Linked DNA regions of Mus musculus: all the other regions are linked to region 2. A link is a loop called in an ENCODE intact Hi-C map of the cell type or tissue named here. Cell type or tissue: heart. All regions are shown on one strand. Region 1 overlaps Ripor1 (RHO family interacting cell polarization regulator 1). Region 2 holds the start of Atp6v0d1 (ATPase, H+ transporting, lysosomal V0 subunit D1). Region 3 holds the start of Ctcf (CCCTC-binding factor).

What was found. Peaks named below come from ENCODE experiments on the same cell type or tissue, not always from the same donor. Only the 100,000 strongest peaks of a DNase experiment are listed, where the experiment ranks them.
Region 1: a loop joins it to region 2, with 6 times the contacts of the local background. A loop is called at or near these places in 6 of 42 quality-filtered maps.
Region 3: it touches region 2 in a loop (6-fold over the local background); 6 of 42 quality-filtered maps call a loop at or near these places.

What each region holds. Positions count from the first base shown.
Region 1 is chr8:105,618,736-105,626,735 of GRCm38, reverse strand. It overlaps Ripor1 (RHO family interacting cell polarization regulator 1), which reads right to left. Exons shown (of 22, transcript NM_001081241.2): 14 at 7,801-7,922; 15 at 6,816-6,948; 16 at 6,422-6,557; 17 at 6,160-6,321; 18 at 5,728-5,886; 19 at 5,426-5,622; 20 at 5,259-5,342; 21 at 5,075-5,165; 22 at 4,517-4,931. The coding sequence ends at 4,834. Gm5914 (predicted gene 5914) reads left to right here. Exons shown (of 2, transcript NR_151742.1): 2 at 2,261-2,400. Among named protein-coding and RNA genes, the nearest start is that of Mir1966, 7.3 kb to the right of the region's middle. In heart, no CTCF peak of the experiment used is centred here; DNase peaks (open chromatin) are centred at 3,465, 4,225 and 6,265; H3K4me3 peaks cover 638 bases; H3K27ac peaks cover 709 bases.
Region 2 is chr8:105,562,939-105,570,938 of GRCm38, reverse strand. Atp6v0d1 (ATPase, H+ transporting, lysosomal V0 subunit D1) reads left to right here and starts at 4,875. Exons shown (of 8, transcript NM_013477.4): 1 at 4,875-5,156. The coding sequence starts at 5,027. It overlaps Agrp (agouti related neuropeptide), which reads left to right. Exons shown (of 5, transcript NM_001271806.1): 2 at 3,213-3,333; 3 at 3,447-3,579; 4 at 3,737-3,819; 5 at 4,001-4,244. The coding sequence starts at 3,450. The coding sequence ends at 4,183. It overlaps Gm38250 (predicted gene, 38250), which reads right to left and starts at 4,759. Exons shown (of 4, transcript NR_168532.1): 1 at 4,665-4,759; 2 at 4,469-4,570. In heart, a CTCF peak has its summit at 4,695; DNase peaks (open chromatin) are centred at 3,598, 4,008 and 4,828; H3K4me3 peaks cover 2,378 bases; H3K27ac peaks cover 2,239 bases.
Region 3 is chr8:105,632,184-105,640,183 of GRCm38, reverse strand. Ctcf (CCCTC-binding factor) reads right to left here and starts at 3,646. Exons shown (of 12, transcript NM_181322.3): 1 at 3,464-3,646. Gm5914 (predicted gene 5914) reads left to right here and starts at 2,710. Exons shown (of 2, transcript NR_151742.1): 1 at 2,710-2,904. In heart, a CTCF peak has its summit at 3,322; DNase peaks (open chromatin) are centred at 3,483, 3,663 and 3,973; H3K4me3 peaks cover 4,227 bases; H3K27ac peaks cover 2,992 bases.

The DNA of each region.
Region 1 (8,000 bases), 56 kb before region 2:
TGGCTCACAACCATCTCTAATGGAATCTGATGCCCTCCTCAGGTGTGTCTGAAGATAGCAACAATGTACTCATATAAAATAAATAAATAAACCTTAAAAAATATTCTGGAACAGAATCTCAAGTAGTCTGTGTTGACCTTAAACTTACTGTGTAGCTGAGGATGTCTTTGAACTCCTGATCCTCCTGCCCTAGCCTCTTAAGTGCTGTGATTATAAGCTTTATCACCATGTCTAGGAGACTGTACACTTTAAGTGGTTGAACCACATAGTATGTGAGTTGCAAATAAAGCATTGTTTAAGAAGGAGGTTGGGTGGGAAGTGAGAGCTCAGGGGTAGAGCACTTGGCTAGCAAACCCTAGGTTCAATCCACAGCACTCAGGAGGCACAGGTAGGTGGATCTCTATGAGTTCAAGGCCAGTCTAATCTACAACGCAATTTCTAGGACAAAATGAAAAGAGTAAAAGACTCTATTGGTCATCCTCAGACTTGTGTGGTGCCAGCTGCTTAGTAGACTCATCAGGGTAATTATGCATACACCAGAGATAATTATGCATACACCAGAGGTTACAAAGGAAATAAGCAATTGCAGTGAGCTGTGATTAATACAATAGAGTGGCAGTATAGGCCAAACAGGCCCCAAGATCACAGTGTTGCCCAGGCTGGTTTTGAATCACAGCAATCCTTTTATTACAAGCATTTGCTGATATAACCCAGTGAAGTTACAACGCCTAAAGAAAAGTATGTCTAAGTTGAAGGTTTTTAGGGGGTTGGCTTGAGCAAGGCTATGTAAGGGTGAAAATAATAGACCACAGGAGGAGTGATTCCAGCCTCAGGTGTAGACAAGCCCTGCAAGATAGCTCAGTGAAGCTCCAGGGCAGAGCAAGTAGTTCCAGTGGAAATGAGGATCCAGACTGGAATAGACAGACACAAAGGGCTCGTGAGCCAGGGTAAGTGGGCTGGGCTTTTCTCCCTAAAGGAAAGAAGGCTTGTAGTGGTAGACATGAGTTTTAGAAATCTTTGTGCATCGTGGAGAATAGATAGATCCAAGTAGTGCAAAGTAGGCTTTGGGCTGTTGAATTTGAAATGCTTTGGCTGCTCAAAAGGAGACATCCAGTCTGTAGTTGGAGTCAGAGAAGTGAAGTAAAAACTGAGTCACTGCCGGGCAGTGGTGGCGCATGCCTTTAATCCCAGCACTTGGGAGGCAGAGACAGGCAGATTTCTGAGTTCAAGGCCAGCCTGGTCTACAGTGTGAGTTCCAGGACAGTCAGGGCTATACAGAGAAACCCTGTCTCGAAAAACCAAAAAAAACCCCAAAAACAAAAAACTGAGTCACTGACATTAGCCTCAGCATATACATGGAGTCACGTGTTTCAAGAGTAGAACTCTGTGGAGTGACATTTAAGGGGTGCCTGAGGAGGACGAAAAGGTCAGAGAAGTGAACTAGGAACATAGATTGTTATTAGCTATAGCAAAGCAGCTGCTTAATCAGCTATCCTAAGTCAGCGTGTGCTGTATGTCCATATGCCTGGAATGTAACATAAAAGTCAGTGTTTACCGTATGTCCATATGCCTGGAATGTAGCATACATTCAGAGGCAGCTGGTCCTTGAATGTTAGCATCAACTTTAGACTATGGCTGTCACTGCAGGCCACTGACTGCCTGATTTTCTAAATGATACTTTGTGCTTCCTTAACTTTCAGAAGAGGAGGTGGAGTCTTTCCAGTCTCACCTTCTCATATTACCCACATCCAGAAAAGCTCAGCCCAGCCAGCATCCATGCCCAGAGCCAGCCTGCCTGCCTGCCTGCCTGCCTGCCTGTCTGTCTGTCTGTCTTTCTCTCTCTCTCTCTCTCTCTCTCTCTCTCTCTCTTTCTTTTTTTCTTTCTTAGACTTGTGTGTATGAGCATTTTGGCTGCATGTATGTAAGTGCCTAGAGATAGTTGTGATATTGGGAACTGAACCCAGTCCCTCTGCAAGAACAGTAAGTGCTCTTTACTGCTGAGCTGCCTCTCCAGTCCCCCAGGAGCCTTGGGGATGGGCATTCTGCATAGTACACTGCTTTCTGAGGGGATGGAGAGAAAGCAGAGAACATCTCATGTGCTGGTACTCAGCAAGTTGTGCCCACATACCAGACTCAGGATCGTACAAGGAAGGCACCCCCGCTCTGTGGGGGAGACAAAGAAGCAGTCCTCTTCCCATGTGCCAGCCCATCTGCTTCCTTGCCTGCATAAACATGCTTTTTCTTCTTTTTGGTCATGCAGCTTTGAATTCATGAGAAAGAAGAGTGTGAAACAAGAAGCAAAGATCGGGTTGGAAGAGGGCAAGAGGAAAGGGGGGGATGGAAGGAAACCCTGCAGCCACCAACACAATAAACACAATAAACTGTATCCTGACCACCTCAGCCTCTTCTTCTTCTTCTTCTTTTTTTCCAGTGTGCACATGTCAATTTCCTCCATGCAGAATTCTGAAGATGATAGCCAGGACATGGTAATGACCTAGGTGGCCTTAAATAATGAGACTCATGTTATAGAGACCTTTAATACCCATGACTCCTGATAGCATCGTAAATCTACCGCTTCCTGGGGCAGCGGTCCTGAATGTGAGCAGAAAGAACAAATGTCTCTCCAGCAGCCTAAGAAGTAAAAGGGTTCCGGGGCAGCTAGCTGAGCCCTTTGTATGCCTTCCACAATCTGACAGACAAGACCTACACTTGGGCTAAGAGACCAGCCAGCTGGACTTCAGGTCATGAGCTGAGGAGAGGTCAAGTGGTTGGTTGTCCTGCACCAAGTCCGGGAAGTCTTGAAGGACAAAGGCCTGAGGATCCCCCTGACCCTGATAGATCCTCACCTGGCTGTGCTCAAATTCTAGCTCCTATCCACCCTGGTCTCAACATTTCTCAGCTGGGACAGAAAGCCCAAGCTCTGGCCTTAGGACCCTCCTTGTAGAAGACAGAGAGAGGGGTCTTGATCTTTCTGTTTTGAAGAGCAAGATTTTCGGTGACAGCCAGAATTGAGCTCATTTCCCCATCCTATATTTCTTGCCAGGCACTGTCCTACGATGTTGTTCTGGTCCAGTCACTGCCTTCACTTTCCTAAGACCTGCTCAGCCAGGGTTTGACTCCACTTTTCCAACACTCTGAGCATTCCTGACCCACCAGTGGGCCGATTCTGTGGCTTCAGGCCTGCAGATGGTTCTGAGACTGCCTCAGAACTGACTAGCTATAGGCGGCATTGGTGTGGTCTGTCACCTAATTGTTTTATCTATCCCATTTCACTCCAGCTGACCATCCAAAAGCTGAACTGCCCTACCCTGCCCTGCTATGCCGGTATTTAAGTGCTGTCTGCCGGCCCTACCCCCACAGACCATAGTGAACCGCCAGCAGCCACTCACAGGTGTTTCCTGTTGCTGTTTCTTTTGCTCAGCATGGCCTCCCCAGCAGGTGGTGAGGGCACAGGCACAAACCTCTTCACAGCAGTTCTAAAGCACTGGGGTAAGGCTCCCCAGGGATCTGGGTCACCCCACCCCCACCTCATCTAGGCAACTGTTGACATCTAATTGGTTCTTCCGGAGTGCTCCCCATTTCATTTCCCCATGACAGCTTTGTGCACACAATGTCATACTGCTGTGTGCTATCACCTTAAGTATTGGGACAGCAGAATGGGCTCAAGCTGGGGAGCCCTTCCGCATGTCCAATCTCCTGGATACTAGAAATTGTGGTAGGCGAATGGAGGGTCCATTTTTCTAGCCATGGGTGTGGAACTCCCTCAGGACCTTCTTTGCAAAGTCCTGCCATGCCACCCTCAAGTTCCTCCCGAAGGTCTCCTAACCTGGGATAACAAACTCCTGTGCTGGAGGCAGGGAAGCCCCGTCTTGTGAGTCCTACTTCCTCAACACAGGTCTGCCGGCTGGGAGGGGACACAGAGTTCACAGGTTTGTTATTACAGGGAAGGAGGTGCCTCAGGGAGGGAAAGACCTTGCAGTCTTGGTTCACAGGGCAGCCATCCGGGTCTCCTATTTCCCAGGCGCAGGCTCCTCCCCTCAGCAAGGATTTCACACCTCTCCCCACAACCTAAAGTTGCTTCTTGAGGTCCACTGCAGGAAGGAAGCTGCCTGGTCAGAAGGGTGCAGAGAGAAGCCTGTCCACTGATGCAGTTCTGCTGCCCCCTGGTGGCGACAGCTCAGGCACTTCTTGCGGCGTACTCCTTGCTCTCTAGCCACAGCTGCCCTAGCATAATCAGTTAGGACCTTGTCTGGGCCAGCTGCAGAGCTTAGATGCACTCGGGCTATAGTTCCTGGTCTCAGCTGCAGGCTCAGCCTGCTCAGCAGTGCTAGTTCCCTTCTGTCTCTCTTCTCCAAGCCCAGCCCTGGACTCTGGGCTTCCTTCCACCAGGATTTCCAGGGCAAGCGCTCATGTGGTTGTCACAGCGGGGGTGTGGACACAACAGGGCCAGGAAGAACACATCAGAAGGCGTTGGAGCAGAGGTTCGGGAGTGCACCAAGCCATGTAGGAAACACAGTTTGCTTTTTTTTCTTTTATTTTCTGTAAAACTCTGTAAATAAAATACAAACCCAAGGGATGTGATGAGGCAAGGCAAGCTGACCAAATGGCCAGGCCTCCGACACTGTGTGTGGCAAAGACTGTGCAGAACCGCGGCTGGGAGGCACTTCATTTCAGGCATTCTGCCAACCCCAGTGGTAACAAAAGAATATATTAGATTTTCATTGATAGGAATTTGTGGGGAGAGGTGACTGGAACCAGCCTTCACCCTCCCTGCCAGTGCCTGATGAGCCCTGAAAACAAGGGAAGGGACACTGGGAGCCGGCAATTAAGAGTTCAGAATGCTGTGCTGGCCATGCTGCTGGGCCCAAAGATGCAGGGCAGAGCATCCAGGGACTCCTCTAGCTGTCGATGAGCAGACTGTCCTTCCTCCCCTGTAATGTCCAAATATAAGGTCAAGAGTGGCCCAGGCATCTTCCAGGCCTCCCCATACCTGGCATCCCCTCACCCTACCCCCAATAGCCAAGATGTTCCCAAATCCCCTTAACTCGTGGTGTCTCCCACTTCCCAGCCTCACCGCACTGCTGCAGGCTCTGCCGGGCGGCTTCCCTCACAGCTTCTGTGTCTGTTTGGCACAAGTACACCAGGGGCTCAATGCCCTCAGGAGCCTATCAGCAAACAGAATATGGAGGCAGGTTCAGTCTAACAAGTAGAAACAGCCCTGAAGTGAAAGCGTTTGAGGCAGGTCGGCAGGGACTCACCTTGATACAGCCCAAAGCCAGGCATCCGGCCACTCGAGTCTGCACGTCCCCATCTTCCAGCTGGTCCAGGAAGCACAAGAGAGCCTGGGAATGGGTAGAATGGGCAGACGTAGACACCAGGAGCCCACAACCCTAACCTCACCCCAGGAAAATCCTGCCAAACTCACCCTTTCCCGGAAGACAGGACCAAGTGACAGGCTCCGAAGCTGAGTGCTGACAGCAGCCATGACTTTGTTGTTGCCGTGGACCAGCAGGGAGCTAAGAGCCCGAAGCCCATCCTTTCGCAGGCGCCCCTCCGGTGCTAACCTTAGGGCTTTCAGCACAACGGCCTGGTCATCAGAGTTCAGGTTCTGTACTAGTAACACTGAAAGAAGTAGTTGGGGAGGGTGCTTTGTTCTCACCTTTCATCATTTACACCCTCAGGACCACCCACGGCACGAGTATTCTGTGGCCAGGGCCACCGCCTCACCCTCCTCTGCAGTCTCTGTCACATAGGCATCCATGGAGGGGCTGTCCAAGGCTTCTACATAACTCCAGAATTGGAAGATGGTGAACTGCTCCCCCGGGCCTGGTTGGGGCCTCCTGGGCAGCTTCTGTCCCAGGGCATCTTCCAGGAACTTCACACACACTGCAAAAGACAGTACCACAGCCTGAGCTGGAATAGTCCCAGGCCTCTAAGGGGGAAGACAATGCCCCTGTCTAGCTCATGCCCAGGGACTCCTTGGCCACCCTCTGGAGGGTCCCCGGTCTAGCTCATGCCCAGGGACTCCTTGGCCACACTCTGGAGGACACGGATTCTCTTCAGTGCTCAATTTGTCAGTCAGTACGGGCTGATGAGGACTTCCCTAAGGGAGCTGAGATGGAAGGAAGGGGCAGGTAGGTAGGCAGCCCACTCACTCACCAGCCTCGGCTAAGCCTGGCTGGCGCAGGGAAAGACGGGCACCGTACTGGCTGCAGAAGGTGAGGAGCACCCGCTCCACAGAGCAGATGAAGGGGCTGAGTCCCTCTGTACACTGGTCCCAAAAGGTCAGGAAGCCGGGCCGAGAGGCGGAGAACTGTACCACTGTGAAGGACGGGAAGAAGTATCAGCAACCGAGCGAACCAGGCAGGGGGAGCAGGCGGGTCCAGACGTACATCAAAGCCCAGGCCCACACGGCCTTTACCTTCCTGGGCAGATGTGGCAGAGTTCCCCCATAGCTTGCTGCGTTCACACACTTCCTGGAATACACGCGCTTCCCGCAGCAGCCGTTCCAGGGCCCAGGCCTCCTGGCAGCGCAGGGGTCCAAATGTGCCCAGTTTCTAGAGGACAAGGGTTGCCAAGTAGTTTAGGCTTCATGGCGAGGGTTGGGGAGGATGGGGGTCAGGAGAGTACAGGTCCCAGCATGCATTGGGAGAGGCCAAAGCAGGAAGAGTATAGGAGGTATTACATCCAATAGGCACCAAATGCCAGGACCCTGGGGCATTGCAGTATAGAACTGAGAGGTTTCGAGGGTTGGATTGGAGTTCAGGGCTCCTTGGGGTAAGTGGCTGGGGGTGGGGAGGACATTATCCCCTCACCAGCAGGAGGCGGCTGCAGTGGTACAGGTGCTGGACCAAGGTAGCATCCAGGGCTGAACACCCTGTGCTTAGAGACTGGCCATTTGATGAGTCTAGTCTGTCCTCTGCCACAACCTCTGGGCTGCTTGTGTGCCTGAGAGAAAAAAATGGAATCAACGCCCCACCTAAGAGCACACATCACCTTCTGGTCATCAGATTTTATTTTTATTAAGCTTCTCCCACCCAGAATGGAAGAACAACAGGAAGACACAGACACGAGGTAAGTTCACAGGGGACTTAGGGGAGAACGAGGCCATAACCAGCAATGAGAAATATGGGTCTTTATAGTCGGTCTACTTTTTGCTACCTCTGCTAGGACCAAAGGGACTGGTGGGCCCGAGATGGGCGCCAGTAGGATTGCAGGCGGGATGGTCTATGAAACGTGGGCTGTAAAGGACGCAGGGCTTGGGACTGGAACCTAGGAAGTCGTAAATGGAGGAGGGATCGGGTGCGACTCTCAAATCTGAATCGGTAAAATCTGTTCCAGGAATGAGAGCCCAGTGGCCGGGGCCTCCGGGAGAGTCGGGGTCTTGACGGAGGGGAGCGGTGCTGGAGGACACAGGGTGTAGGGGGAGGCGCTGAAAGAGCTGCTTCACAGGGTGGGTCCAAGGTGAGGTCAAGGGAAAGAAGAGAAGCAGGAGGCTCACAAGCTGATGGGGACGTGCAGGGGAGGCAGACATTGCTGAGATGAACAGGGTGGCCAGAAACACTGGGATGGACAGAGTTGGTAACATGGACATCAAAGACACATGAGGTATGCTCGGAAAAACACAGCTATTCTACCACAAGCCCATCCTCATGTATTCTACCTGGTCCCACCTGGCTACTTCCCATCCTGCATTTCTCCCAACCCACCTGCTCCTCTGCCTTACATCACTTTACCTCTTCCCCTTCATCTCTCCCTGCCCCACCAAGTTCCCAGTCTTGCCTTGCCTGGCTGCCTCACCTGTCCCCGGGACCATCGTTGTCTTCATCTTCATCATCATTGAGGAAGCTGAAGCTCTCCAGGGCATGCTCCACAGTGATGCTAAGACTGGAAGCCCGGCTTCGAGTCAGGCCTTGTCTCTGCTGGGATTGTAAAGAGGGTCAGAGCTACTGGCACTGGTTGGCAGCTGTCCCTGTGCGGCCTCAGCCCAGCCCAGTCTA
Region 2 (8,000 bases):
GCTCTTAACTGCTGAGCCATCTCTCTAGCCCCCTGGTTTTATTTTATTTTTTTTAATATGAGACTTGTTCTCAACAAGGCAAAGCATCCAGATACATAAAATAAAAATCTTTAGCTGGGTGTTGGTGGTGTACACCTTTTGGAATTAAAAGAGAGGCACTAGAGAGACAGAGGCAGGCAGATCTTTGAGTTCGAGGCCAGCCTGGTCTACAGAGTGAGTTCTGGGACAGCCAGGGCTACTAAGAGAAACCCTGTCCAGAAAAAAAAAAAACAATAAATAAATAAACCAAAAAATAAAGTGAAAAGAGCATAAACAATTAGGTAAGTTTATGGAGAAGATGACCAAGCCACATAAATTAGAAGATACAAATATCTAATTTTTTAAATATTTTTCAAATTATCTATTTATAGTTAATAAAGTTTTATCTTGTTATTTTGGAAGTCCTTTACTGTAAAGAACATTCTTTTGTCTGATGGCAATCACAGCTATGATGGTTATCTGGATCTCCCCACTATATGAACTCTGTTTCTTGAGACAATTCCTTCTGTATTCCTGCACTGTCTGTTGGACCTTGATGCATCAGCAGACCTGTCGCTGACTTCCTTTCGAATGCTGTGAACTCAAGAGTGAGATGGCAGCTTTGCTGAGGCTTTGAGGTTAGGGTTGTCTCTTCTGCCAGAGAACCGTATTAAATGGAGCATGTGGCTTTGTTGCCTGGATGTCTCTGCTGGATACCCTCTTGCCGGCCTATCACCCTTGTCACTGTACTTTGGTTTGGGTTTCTTGCCCATCTCTCCTACTGGACTTGTCCAGGGTTGTGAATTGTTCCTATAAGCACCGTGGCCCTTGTTTACCATTGCGCGACGCACACTGTGCATATACAACCAGCTGAAGACAGCTGACCTTCAGGGTGGGAGGAGGAACCACCGGAGACAGGAAGACCTGTCCTGAGCATAGATGGTAAATAGGTACTGCCTAGTGTCCAGAGCTTGGCAATCCTCCTGCCTCAGCCGCCTAAGGGTTGGGATGACAGTATGCATCAGCTTGCTGGGGGCACCTTTCCAGTTCCCAAGCTGCCCCTGCTTACCTTTTCAGACAGAACGGAGGCTTAAAAAAACAAATGATCTTGAGGGCTGGAGAGATGGCTCAGTGGTTTACAGCACTGATTGCTCTTCCAGAGGTCCTGAGTTCAATTCCCAGCAACCACATGGTGGCTCACAACCATCTGTAATGGGATCTGATGCCCACTTCTGGTGTGTATGACACCAGACAGCTACAGCGTACTCATATACGTAAACTAAATCTTTAAAAAATGATCTTGGGCCGGGCAGTGGTGGCGCACGCCTTTAATCCCAGCGCTTGGGAGGCAGAGCTAGGTGGATTTCTGAGTTCGAGGCCAACCTGGTCTACAAAGTGAGTTCCAGGACAGCCAGGGCTACACAGAGAAACCCTGTCTCGAAAAACCAACCAAACAAACAAAAAAAACAAACAAAAAGATCTTGGGCAAGCACCTCATGTACACTTGGTGGATTGCTGTCCCTGTGCTCTGAGAGGCTCTGAGAGGCACAGATAGTCGCCCAATTTCTCTTCCCTGTTACTCCAAAGAAGACAAAGTCCTGAAGTGGGGCATCAGACTTCCAGATCAGCTTCCAAACAGGTCAATGACAGCCTCATCAAACTGCCTATACCATTCTTAGGGGAGAAAAAAAAGAACTGACCCTTGTTCCCTTGCTGTCTTAAGGGAGAGTTTGAGGACTTCTCCCCTAGAGGGGCTTCCCCAGCTCCTCAACCTGGGAAGTAGAAAGTAGACTCTGAGCTCTGAGGACTGTATCCCGAGTCACCTGCAGGAGAATGAAATGCCAGCCTGACTCCAGATACCAGTACTTTATTTAGGCCCATCCTCTGCAGAGCACCTTCTTCCTGTGAAGCTTGAACCCAAACATTGATGTGGACTCTAGAGAAGGCTCCCAGAGGGCAATCTGCTTTTTCATTCTTGGGGGGGAGGATTTCCTTAGGCAACCACCTTATCAGAAGAGTCAGTATGGACTGGGCTGTATACCTGACAGGTCTTTCTTCTTTTCTTATTGCCTTGTGGACTGGGGTATATCCCTTCTCCAAATGAGCATGTGTATGCTTTCTAGAAAGCCCACCAAACAGGGGCTGGAGAGTTGTCTCAGAGGTTAAGAACATTTGCTGCTTTTTGCAGAGGACCCAGATTTAGTTCCTAGCACCAATGTGGTGGTTCACAGCCATCTGTAACTCTAGTTCCAGGAGACCCAAAAGCCCTCCTCTGACCTTCGTGGGTACTGGCCATGCACTTGCTGCACATACACACATGCAGGCAAAAACAATAATAATAATAATAATAATAATAATAAAAACCTCACCAAGTGTCATGGCAAATGCCTTTAATCCCAGCACTTAGGAGGTAGAGATAGGTGAATTTCTGTAAATTGGAGGCCAGCCTGGCCTTACATAGTAAGATTCTGTCAAAAAAAAAAAAAAAAAAAAAAGTCCCATGGGTCCTGTTACACCCACAAATGTGCAGTCCTTACTCTGTCAAGCTGATGAGGCCAGGCGTAGGCAGAGACCTGACAACACAGGGCGGAAGGGAGCAGCCATTAACACTAATGAAGCAGGCGGCCTGAAAGCTTTGTCCTCTGAAGCTGTATGCCCACCGGGGGAACAGTGTTTTCTGCTCCCTTGGTTTCCAGGAACCTTAGGTAGAAAGGGGGCGTGGGGATGGAAATAGGTGTAGGGGGGGGGGTCTTAAGGAAAGCACAGAGGAGGGAGAGCCAGGAGGGTGGGTTTGGTTTTGGCTATAAGGGATTTTTTTGATCTCTCTTCCAAAGAAACCTTGGGTCTAGTTTTTCACTTCACTGCTGCATGGTGATACTGACCCTCTTTGGTGCCCTTGACAAAGTTCCTGGAAGCAAAGGAAACAACATGTCCTAGGGAGACTAAGTGAACATCTGTGGGGACAGAAATTAAATTAAGATCAGAGGGCCGCCTGCCTTATTATTGCTAATGGTTCTAGCATGACCCATCCCTAGGTTCTGCTCTTATGGAAATTTTGGGGTCTGGACACCCTATCTTGTTCCCAAAGTTTAATTGGTTCCTGGCTGTCTCATGCCAAATTGGAGATGTTCTAATAGAACACCCAAAGGTTCAGGTCTTAGGGAGAAAGCCTGAATTGTGCCTCCATTTTCCAGGGAGGCACCTCATGCCCTGGCTACAGGAAGCAGTCACGTGTGGACCCTTTATTAGGCACTGCCATATAAGCTCAGGGCACAAGAGACCAGGACATCCCTAGGCAAAGATCAGCAAGCAAAGGTAAGCACAAAGACTATACAGGAATTGGGACTTTCTGGGAGCATCTCTCTCAGCGCTGGTAGGGTACCCTAAGGATGAGGAGAGACTAAATGGGGGTTTTCCTGCTGAGCCAGGCCATGCTGACTGCAATGTTGCTGAGTTGTGTTCTGCTGTTGGCACTGCCTCCCACACTGGGGGTCCAGATGGGCGTGGCTCCACTGAAGGGCATCAGAAGGCCTGACCAGGCTCTGTTCCCAGAGTTCCCAGGTGAGTATGGTCAGGTTGGGGATATGTGGGGCAACGACCATTGCTGGCCACAGACCTGCCCGCCCAGGCTTAGACCTCCTTCCCCAATCCCAATCCCAACCTAGGGAGGTGGGTACTTGGTGCATGGTGGGTGTGGCCCTCACATCTTCTGCCCCAGGTCTAAGTCTGAATGGCCTCAAGAAGACAACTGCAGACCGAGCAGAAGAAGTTCTGCTGCAGAAGGCAGAAGCTTTGGCGGAGGTAACTCATTAGGGAAAGGGATAAAGTAGAAGGTAGGGCGCATCAGATACCATCATCTCTCCCCACTTCCGGATTACCCAACCTGGGCAGAACTGCAGCCCCTCCCTGACCTCAGTCCACTGCCACCCTACTGGGGTCGGGGTTTGAGAGTTTCCTGAACCTTATTCCCCTACGAATGCAGGTGCTAGATCCACAGAACCGCGAGTCTCGTTCTCCGCGTCGCTGTGTAAGGCTGCACGAGTCCTGCTTGGGACAGCAGGTACCTTGCTGCGACCCGTGCGCTACGTGCTACTGCCGCTTCTTCAATGCCTTTTGCTACTGCCGCAAGCTGGGTACGGCCACGAACCTCTGTAGTCGCACCTAGCCAATGGATGTTGTTTGGGCAAAGGCAGGGGATGAGAATAAAGGATGGGACGGTTTAACCTTAAAGCTGTGGTTATTTCAAACGTGGCTGTCGAAGGGTTGTCGGGGCGTCGTCATGCTGGAACCACACACACCATAACCTCGGGGTCTAAGCTACACCATCATCTGAACCACATATATGGGCGAGTTTAAGGCACCAGGCCCCTTGGGGAAATCAGAAGGCCACACCCCGGTCCTAGAGAACTAGTGCAACAAACGCCGGGAAAGCGGGCGCAGTGCGGCTTACCGGGTGTAAAGTCTAGTTGGAGGATAACCATTTGGCTCCGAAACTCTCCCCTCCTCTTCCTTGGACCTCGGTTTCTGTCTGGTAGGAGACAGCCTCGACAGCCTAAGGAATAGCACACCCGCTCAGCTTTACCCGGCTGGCCCTAATGAAGCCAGACAGAAGCGCCAAACCCAGGAAAACTCAACTTAGGGCCCACCTCGCATCCTGAGGGTATTAGCACCACCACGCGGTCGATTTCCATCATCGACCTTTCTTTGCTCTCCGCTAGGCGCTCCAGGGCCGCCTTTCCTTAGTGCGCAGGCGCCGGGAGGGCAGTTATAGCCGGTCGGGCACTCCAGAGTAACGCATGCGTGCCAGGGTGCCCGGAAACTGGAGCCATTTAAGAGCCAGGCCCTACTGCGGTCACGTGAGACGCGGTGCGTCACCTGACGCACTTGACAGCCCGCTGCGGCCGCCGCGTCAGCTGATCCGGGGAGTCTAGTTGCGTGCGGGCAGATCGGGGCTCTCTGGTCCCGCCGCCCCCCGCCTCCCCTGCCGCCTCCCACCCCCGCCGCAGCCATGTCGTTCTTCCCGGAGCTCTATTTCAACGTGGACAATGGCTACTTGGAGGGATTAGTGCGCGGCCTGAAGGCCGGGGTGCTCAGCCAGGCGGACTACCTCAACCTGGTGCAGTGCGAGACGCTCGAGGGTGAGCCGCGGGTCCGGGCTGTCTGAGGGGGGCCTCCCTGAGCCGGGAAGGGCACGCGAGGCCTCTGGGAACCCGCGAGCTGATTGATGGTGGGCATGTCAGGAAGGAGTCTGCCTCTAGCTGCGGCTCTGCGCGGGGGCCCAGACGTAAACAAGCCTTCAAGAACCGCAGTGGTTTACCTGGGCTCGGGTTGCCTCTAACCTCGTCGAGCTAGTCCTATAATTTAGAAGGACGGGTCCCCGAGGATTGGTTAGCCGGCGCGACGAGTGCGCCTCCAAGCTTCTTCCCCCTGGCCCAACCCTAGGCCTGTTGGGTGGCAGTGCCTAGGGAAGTTAGATGGAAAAGGCTTCTCTCCTCCCCCAAGGGCTTTAGAATCGTTGTGTCTTGGTGGTGTTGGTCTGAGGGTTGGGTCGTCCTGGGGAATTGCTAAGCCAGTTTAGCGAGAGGTTCCTCCCAGCTCTGAACCGCTGGCTGTGTAGAGTCTTCAAGACTGTTTGGAAAAGCAAGAGGTGGCTCTGTAAATCAGAAATTCACGTACAAGTATTTGGCCCCAACCTGCATTCACACCCCACCCCAGCACTGTTGGGGCACCAGTTTGTTTGTTTGTTTCTTTCTTTCTTTCTTGGTTTTTCGAGACAGGGTTTCTCTGTGTAGCCCTGGCTGTCTTGGAACTCACTCTGTAGACCAAGCTGGCCTCAAACTCAGAAATTCACCTGCCAAGTGCTGGGATTAAAGGCGCACACCACCACGCCCGGCAGGGCACCAGTTTCTTACACAAGAGTGACAGAAAGCTAAGTTCCTCTTTCTTTCTTTTCCTTTTTTTTTTTTTTAAGATTTATTTATTGTTATATGTAAGTACACTGTACCTGTCTTCAGATACACCAGAAGAGGGCATCAGATCTCTTTACGGATGGTTGTGAGCCACCATGTAGTTGCTGGGATTTGAACTCAGGACCTTCAGAAGAGCAATCGGTTCTCTTAACCGTTGAGCCATCTCGCCAGCCCCCAAGTTCCTCTTTCTTAACACATAAATCTAAAGCAACAGTTTCCAACTTGTGGGTCACCATCCCTTTGACGGTCATAAGGGTCACCTAAGACCATTGAAAACCACAAATATTTATGGTTAACAACAGTAGCAAAATTACAGTTGTGAAGCAGCAATGAAAATAATTTTTATAGTTGGGGGTCACCACAACATAAGGTGTTTTAAAGGGTTGCAGCTTTAGGAAGGTTGAGAACCACTGATCTAAAGTTAGATGGCTCAACTGTAGCAGATGTACTAAGCTAGAGATGTCCCTAATTCTAGACCCTCCACGCACATGGTAGTAAAGGACAGAGACATGAGTTCCCATCTCTGAGTCCTAAAGGATTCCTTTGAAGAAAGGGGCTTGTAGCTGGAAGAGGCTGGGTGATTCACCCAATGTAGAAACTTCTTATCAAATACTTCTGATGTTAAGTTGGGCTCATACAGTTAATGTTTACCTTGAAAACTAGTCCCGTCAAGTGAAAAATAATGTTAAAATAGGAAACTTACTAAAGTTAAAGAGCAGTAGTAGATTTTATGATTTTTATGTTAACCTGCAAGAAAAAATTGTTCACCTTTATCATATGAGTGGAAGCAAGGAAGGAGAGGTTCAAGATGTTGGGCTGTGGGAGCCAGCCCCAAAGGTTTAGATGTGACTGTGGGAAGAGGAGAAGTAGGCTGCCTGGCTGCCTGGGGCGGGGCTTAACACTGTGCTTGGCACTCAGTGTGAGCTCTGTGGATCAACTGGGACTTGGGAGATTTTTTTTTTCCTGTTACAAGGAATTTAGTGTTTAGTTTTGTTCTTTGAGGAAGCTCCTTACTTGGATAAATCTAGGGGTGGACACTGTTGCCTTTTCTGGCTTCTGGCATTTCTTACTCCAGCTGCTGCCAGTTCCACTGTTGAATTTCTGGGTGCTTGTGTTTCTGTCTTCCCAGCAGACACCCCATCATTGGCAATAGTCACACTAGGGTATTCTTCCTGATGAACTGTTTAGCAGTGGGCCTCCTTGTGGAACACCATCCAGATCTTTCCAGTAGCACTTAGGGACTACTTGCTCTTTTATTCATACTCATCTCCTTTACACACAGTATACCCCAGCACTTGGTGCTCAGAGGTAATAGGAGTTCAGAGTCAAGCAAACATGGGTTACTGGATTATTGTAGGCAAATTGTTTAATGTCTCTGGATATAGACTTCTTCATCAGCCATATAAGCACTATCTATCTCATAAAGACTGTGAGATGGCCACAGTGCTACTTTGTAAAACGCTTAGCCCAGCATGAAGAACCCAGTAAGCACTAAAGACAGAATCAGCATCCAGGAAAGGTGAGTTTATGTTGTCTTTTACTTAACTTACTTTTTTCTCTGCTTCCTTCTTCACCCATTAAGCACTGCCCCACTACCACCCTTTTCCTCCCACCAATTTAAGCCTTAGAGATACTTGGCAAGTGAACTTTGCTGAACTGTAGCCACAGCCCTTTTGTTTTGAGACAGGCTCTTTTTCAGTTACACTGGCTGGCCTATACGCTGTAGCTTAGGCTGGCTTTGATATCGTGATCCTCCTTTTAGCCTCCTAAATAGCTGAAATTGTTTTTGTACTTTTGTATTTGTTTTAAAAGATAATGTGAATGTGTGTATGTATGTGTGGACATGTACATATGAGTTGGAGTGTCCCTGGAGGCCAGAGAAGGAGTTGTGCCCTCTGGAGCTGGTGTTACAGATGGCCGTGTGAACCATGTGGATCTGGGAAATGAACCTAGGTCCTCTGGGAGAGCAGCCAGTGCTCTTAACTGCCACACTCTCTCTCCAGCCCCCATTCA
Region 3 (8,000 bases), 69 kb before region 2:
ATATGACCCAAGACTTCACTCTCAGCCCTTGGAAGGCAGATCTGTTCAGCAACAACCTAGTCTGCATAGCAAGTTCTAGATCAACCAGAGCTCCAAAGAGAAAGGAGAAAATGGACTCTACCGTGTTGTCCTGACTTTCACACACACAAAGGCCACTGAACATGGTGACTCATGTCTTTAGTCATGGTTAGAAGCAGGTGGATCTGAGTGGGTAATCTAGTCTGTTCTACACAGCCAGTTCCTGGCTAGCCAGAGCTAAATAGTGGGACACTATCTCAAAATAAAAACAACAAAAACTTAAAAACCTTTTTTTTCTTTTTGATTTTTGAGACAGGATCTCTCTAAGCAGTGCAGGCTAGTCTTAAACTCAAAGATCAGCCTATCTCTGCCTTTCAAGAGCTGGGATTAAAGATATGTAGCACTATACCCAACAAAAATAGTTTTTAAAAAAGTAGTCCCTTTGGGTTATCTTGCATTAATTCCCCTCCTCCAATTTATTTTCCTTATAGACTTAGTTGTTTCCTTTCCATTTTTAAAAATCATAAGCATACAAAACAACACATTTCATGACATTTTCAAAGGAATCATTGTACTTTGCTAATATTTGCTATTTATTTGTTCCAGTAGTATTGGGGACTAAATTTAGCCACTCAATCCTGACCCACCCTAACTTTAAATGTATCTGGATTCAAGCTTGTAATCCCAGGTATTTCGGAATTAGGAGGATTGAAAGTGGGAGGCCTACCTAAGCTACACAGTAAATTCAAGGCCAACCTAGGCAACTTAAAGAGACTTTACCTCAAAACTAGAAAGGGGCTAAAGAAATAGCTCAGAGAGCACTTGCCTGGCTTACCCAGGGCACTGAGTTCAAACCCCAGTGCTACAAAAACAAATCCCAACCACTCAATCTGCTAAGGCAGTCTCATGCAGCAAAGGGTTGCCTTATATTTGCTACAAAGCCAAGGATAACCTTGAACTCCTATGCTCCTGCCTCTACTTCTGAAGCACTGTCATTCACTACCATTGGGAACTTGTGCAGCTTCTTTTCATAAACAAAATATGGCACTTGTCAAACACAAACTTGACAGTAAAACTCTAAGAATATAATAAATTACATAGTTTGGCTTAATACATTTTAAAAACAAAGTTCTACAAGGCTGGCACTCTACACTACTACTAAAGAGAGAAGGTGAGGAAGGACATTCTGGAGAATTAAAAAAGGAATGAGGTGCTGCTGAAATGACTAAGAACACAGTGCACAGGCCGAACACTTGCATAGCATGCCCAAGCATCACGAAAGCAGTTTCATAGGATTTCAATGTGTGGCTAGTGTGGCCTAACCAGCCAGAGAATCCTGGGTTCATTTATGGAGGGCAGAAAGGTTGGGGAGTGTTCAAAGAGTTGCATACAATGTGGGTTGCTAAAACCTCCAAACTGAAATCACACACAGTAAACAACACAATCTTTCTTAGCATCAAGATGATGGAAGCGAGTGCGTCGTTGGAGCACATCTTTAACCACAGGGCTAGGAAGACAGAGAGAGAAGCAGGTGAATCTGAGTTTGAGGCCAGCCTGGTCTGCAGAGCTCCAAGGACAGCCAGAGCTAGAGAGACAGTGTGTTTGTGTGTGTGTGTTGGTGTGTTAAAGCACCTCATTATCTTTTCTTTCTGAAAATGTCAACCTAGATTTTTTTCTTAAGAACCTAAGCCACACATCAGTGGCTAATTGGTAAGAAAATCCGTGTTAAGCGTGGTGGGGAAAGGCTTTTATCCCAGCACTCGGGAGGCAGAGGCAGGCGGATTCTGAGTTCGAGGCCAGCCTGGTCTACAAAGTGAGCTCCAAGGCAGCCAGGGCTATACAGAGAAACCCTGTCTCGAAAAACCAAAAAAAAAAAAAGAAAATCCGTGTTAGAGTGGGTACGAAAAGGTTACTCCAGCAGTTTATCAAAGGAAGCTTTTAAATGCAAAAGACTTAATGCCAGGATAAATACCCTGTTTAATTTCTTTTCCTGCCTATGGATGCCTTGGAATTTTAGCTTTCTTAGTTGATCTAAACTCCAAAAAAGTATTAAGTCTCTTTGCTAATGTTTACTTAATGCTAAACTCAATACAGGAAGTCAGATACTAAAGAGTAGTTACATTAGGCACAGAAATTTATAAACCATCTGCTGCAAGTGACCCAGGATCCAATTACAACATCAACCCTCACATTTCATCCAACAGTCAAATTACCAGTCCAGTCATGAATAAGTTCATTCTACCCTATTGGCGCATTAGATCGGTTTGCACGATCTCTAGAGAGGGGCTGAACTGTCTTAGCCTAGCCCTAGAGCATCAGGTCCTAAGTGGAGTGCAAAGTTAGCGTCAGGACATTTTAAATAGGAGGCAAACTCCAGCGTCGCCTGTACCATCGCAACCAGCCCATGCTCCCGAATTTATGAGTTTATCACATCACTTGAGATGAGAGTGAAATTAAGTTTCAGTCCCTTTTGAGATTTCTGAGCGCACCAAGTCTGACTGCTATCGTTTCAAGGGGCTGAAAGAGTGCGAATACAGCTGGAGAAAAACTACTTTGGTGCAGGAATTCGTGTCTTTTTCCGCGCACCATTGGGGGCCGCACCGGTCGGGTCCCGCGCGATGCCCTGGCGTGAGTTTGGGGGCGCAGCGGGGCCCGGCGGGGGCGGCGAGCGCGCGTTCCCCCGCCCGCTCGGGCGGCGTCGAGGCGCGAGCAGCTCAGCCAGCCTTGCAGAGGGAGCTCTCGGCAGCTCAGGGGTCCCCTCTGCTCGCAGCCACAGCAGCGCCGCCTGCGACACTCGGCGGCGACGGAGACCGGCAGCGGGGACGATCGGACTACGAGAGACTAGAGAGCACCCCAGCTGCTGGAGAAGCAACGCAGGGAGATCGGGTAGGTTCCGGGACCGGCTGGACTTGAAGATGGGGAGTCTGAGGCGCGTCGGTCGGGACCCGACACCCACACGGTTCCGGGACCTGGCTAAGCGGCCGGCCGAGGGTTCAGAACCCCTAGGCGAAGCAAGCGGCGGCAACCGAGCCTCAGAGGGTCCAGACTCGGTAAGGGGTATCCGTCGCGGGAGGGGCAGAGGGCGGGCCGTGGCCCGAAGATCAGCCGGGCCAAAAGCCGGCCTCGAGGGTAGAGACAAAGGAAGGAAAATGGAGTCGCCGAGCGCGCAGGCCTCTGTCGCCACCGCCGCCAGAGGCCTACCATGTTGGGAGGAGGGAAGCTTAGCGGGCGGGCGGGCGGGCGTGGAGGGGGTTGGCCAGGCCCTGGCGGCGGCGCCGGGCAATGGCGGCGGCCGCGCCGCAGCAGGGACGGTAGAGGGAGACAAACACCCCCCGGCGGCGGCGCTGGCGCTGGCGCCGGGCTGCAGCCAGCGCCGACCGGAGCGGCCCCATCGTGACACCTAGAGGCGGCCCGCGAAACCTCCTCCACCCCGGGCCCCCTTTACCTTCGCGCCACACCCCCCGCGGCGCCCGCTCCGCCGCCGCTCCACCGCTCCGGCCACCTGGCGTCCCCGGCCGGCTCCGCGCGCCCGCACCGGCTGCTGCTGGTCGCCGCTGCCGCCAAAGAAGCAGCTCCGCGCACGGTTTAATCGCTCCACAGGCTCGGACACAAAATGGCGGCGGCGCGGTGCAGTGCGCCTGCGTCGGCGCTGCCGGGGCCGCGGGTGCTGATAAGGGAAGAGTCGGGTGGGGGGGGCCGGCCGGCGGCGACGAGGGCGGGGGAGGAAAGGTGAGGGGAGGGGTTGGCGCAGGGCAGCATGGGAGGCGGCCCCGGGCGCCAACTTTCAAAAGCCGGCGCGATGGCGTCACGGGGATGCGCCGCGAGGCGCGGCGTCACGCCGCACGCGCCCTCCCGCGCCCTCGCCGGGTCGCGCGTGGGCTCTGCCGGCGGCGCGGAGGCGGCCTGGTTCCCATTGGGGTGGGGCTTCCCTGGGCGGAGGCTGGCGGCTTCTGGGCGATCGGGTCTCCGCCTAGTTGCCCTGATTTCCTTAGCTCGCTCATTTTCCCTCCAAGCTGCGAAGGGCGGGAGGACGACGGGGAGCTGAAGTAAGCGCGCGGGGCTGGGGCCGTGGGGGTTGAGGAAGCGCCAGGGTTCTACCCTGCCCGGTCTCCTCCCACCCGGGGTTAGCTCTGCACCCTGTCCCGCCGCCGAGTCAAATGCAGTGAGTTCCCGCACTCTCTCACTTCTCCGACACTTGCCCAGTGCTCAAGATCGACTGCTAGGGGCTTCGCCCGGGGATCTTAGTAGTCTTCCTCCCAAGAAAAGGGCCTTAGAAAACCGAATGTGAAATTAAGAGAATCGGGACAGAGTCACCTCAGTCCGGAGATATAGCAGACCACACCACAGCAGTCGTGTTTAGCTGTATTTGGCACCGTGAACGTCTAAGTTTTTAAGACTGTTCTTTTTATTTCGGTTCCCAGTCGGTGGTACTTAATCCCTTCCCTTTCCCGGGAAGACCCTATTGGCAGGTGTTCTAATCATCTTCTCTCCCCGCCCCCCATAGCCTTGGAATGTGACTCGGGATTGTAGTCCCAGTTCTCTTGCTTTAGCTGTTTGGATAACAAATGCACCTGGCAGCAAGCTTCTGCCCTATTCATATACATCTGGGCTGTGTTGTGGGTATGCTGGTCCATTATCAATAGATATTGTTTATTCCCCCCAAAAGAATCGGAAAGTTAGAAGCATGTAAGATCCCACTGTTCAGATGTCAGTAACTAAGGCAAATGTGTTTAAACATCTTGAGTCCATTCACCCACTGTTGTGGAGCTTCCCTCCATGACTGGACTTAGAGGAAAGATAGAAGAGAAAGTCCAAGATTAGAAAGAGGATAATAGACAAGGAAGTAAACAGAAAGACAAGTCTAGACTGTTGGATTGTAGAATCCAAGACCAGAAGTAAGTTTGAGGCAGGAAGAGAGGTTTCTGGTTTTCAGATGCTGAGAGTTCCGGTACAGTTCAGCCAGAGGCTTAGCTATTGAGTTTATTACCTTGGAGATAGCTGGGAAAGATCATGGTGACTTTAGCTTGACTCATATGGATTAACTGAAGAGGTTAACCTGAGTAGAATGGGTTAAAAAGTAAACAGGAGAGTAAGGAAATAGAGACAGTGCATGAAGGCAGCCTGAGTTCTGCTGTGGGTAGAGCAGACATTGGGGAATAGGTGCAGAAGGATGTGAGGTCAGGGGGGAGTTTTGTTCTGTCTCCCTTTGGGCGGTATGAATCCAACCCAAAGCCATGGTCTCTGCCCTTGAGCATCATCTCAACTCTGGGGATGTTTTAAAAGGTGGTAGAGGGGGTCAAGTGGTGATGGCTTACACATTTAATCCTAACACTTGGGAGATAGAGGCAGCCAGATCACTTTGAGTTTAAAGCCAGCCTGTTCTACAGAGTTACTTATAGCCAGTGCTACACAGAGAAACCCGTCACACACACACACACACACACACACACACACACACACACACACACAACCTAACTAAAAGAGATGATATTGCCAGACAATGGTGGCACATGCCTTTAATCTCAGCACTTGGGAGGCAGAGGCAGGAGGATTTCTGAGTTCGAGGCCAGCCTGGTCTACAGCATGAGTTCGAGGACAGCCAAGGATATACAGAGAAACCCTGTCTCAAAAAAAAAAAAAAAAAAAAAAAAAAAAAAAGGATGCTATTATTCCCAAGCATTTTTATGAACTATCAGAAGTGATGCAGGGAAAGGGAAGCTTGCTTGACCTTAAAAGACTGAAATTGGCGGGAGGATGTATGAGAACCAGGAGAAATGGCCTTGGAAAGGAAGGCCCCATTGATTATAAGGGTAACGAGGTGAAGGGGTATGCAGGGGTGTGCAAATGTAGGAGGGAAGAAACCTGAGTTAGTAGGACAGCCCTGCTGGGATAGGGTGCCCATTTAAGGCTTGTGATCATTAGTGTAAAGTTAAACCAGATGACCCAGTCTGTGTTTTTTCTCCAGTAGCATTCAGCTTTTAAAGTATGTGTGTTTTTTATCTATAGAGTGTTTTGCCTACATATGTGTGTCTGTGTACCACGTGTATGCAGTGCCCATGGAGGCCAGAAGAGGGGAGGTACATCCCTTGGAACTGGAGTTAACAGAATGTGATAATCCACCATGTGGATGCTAACCCTAGGTCCTCTGGAAGAGCAGCCAGTGCTACTAACCATCAAGCCACTTTTCTGGTCTGCATTCAGCTTCTTGAAATACAGACATGAAAAAAGGGATAGTTTGGTTTCTCAATATCTGGACACCAAGTTTTTCACTCTTAGCCCTAGTTACTTGCTGTATATTAAATACTGTTTTTTAAATGTGTGAAATATTTGAAACTTTACCTCAGATCACCTTGAAAGTAATTTACAATAATAGCTGATGTGTGGGCAAATAAAGGCATTGTCTTTGGAAAGAAGGGAGAAAAAAAATAAAAACACTTCAGCTGTAGTTACTATGTATGACCTCTGAGGTATCAGAAGCCAGGAATAGGGTCCAAGTAACCTTAGGACTGCTTTCTGGAAAACAAAAAAACCTCTGTGCTGTTCTATCAGCTGAGAAAATGCTGAAAACACATAGGAAAGAACTAAAGGATGTTTTCTTTCCTATAGGAAATCCTGATGTCTTAAAGGAAAGCCAAACCAAAGAACAAGCCGTTTCAAGCTAGAAAGAGACAGGCTGAGAGGGAAGACACACATGATGGGGACAGGATAATAAGAGTAGAGTCTAAGGAGTACAGCTCAGTAGCAGACTGCCTCACATGTTTGACGCCCTGGATTTAATCCTCAGAACCGAAAAATAAGAGCAGATTTGTTGGACTGGAGAGATGGCTCAGTGGTTAAGAGCACTGTTTTTCCAAAGGTCCTGAGTTCAATTCCCAGCAACTACATGGTGGCTCACAACCATCTGTAATGGGATCTGATGCCCTCTTTTGGTGTATCTGAAGACAGCTACAAAAAAAAAAGCAGATTTGTTTCCTGAAGTACTAACCACAATCATCCTATGCAAAAAAATGATAAAGAAAACTGGGTATTATTTATGTATTTATTAATTGGGAGTAAGCATGCTTATGTGTGGAGGTCAAAGGACAACTTGCAGAAGTAAATTCTTTTTACCTTGTAGGTCCTGAGGATGGAACTTAAGTTATCAGGTTTGGTGGCAAATACCTTTACCAGCTAAGCCATCTTGCCAGCCCCTGTGTTTTATTTTTATGAATAATTGGGGTTTGGGGGTATTTTGTTTTGTTTTGTGATAGGGTCTTGCTATATAACCCTGGCTGGCCTTTTACCCACTTTTTAGCCCAATGTGGCCTCAATTTGAATTTATAGTCATCCCTCATATATTTCCTTCTGGGATTACAGGCATGAGCCACCATTCCTGACTTGTAAAGGATAGTTTTAGAATATTCTAGAATGTGATATAGACTAGAAAAAATATATATGTTTAGTATCGTTAGGTTGTCATTTAGGAAGAATTATAAGGATGCCCCCTTACTTTTTGTTTTGTTTTGTTTTGTTTTTTGTTTTGTTTTTCGAGACAGGGTTTCTCTGTATAGCCCTGGCTGTCCTAGAACTCACTTTGTAGACCAGGCTGGCCTCAAACTCAGAAATCCGCCTGCCTCTGCCTCTGCCTCCCGAGTGCTGGGATTAAAGGCGTGTGCCACGACGCCCGGCTGCCCCCTTACTTTAAAAGAAATTATACAAGCAAGCACTCTTACCTGGTGAGTCATTTCACCATTATCCCCTACACACACATATACCCTTTTTTTTTTTTTTTTTTTTTGTAAATGTAAGGAAGGGGGAATTTATTGTGATGACTTAGAGTCTGTAGTCCAGTTAACCCACCAATGGGCAGCTGAGGGTAGGAACTCCAAGAATCTAGTAGTTGCTCAGTTCCACGAAGCTAGTTGTTTAAGCTAGACTTCTGTAGAAGTAAGTTCAACAGATGTGCTGGCAAGTAAGTGTAAGCAGGCAAAGAAGAGGTAATC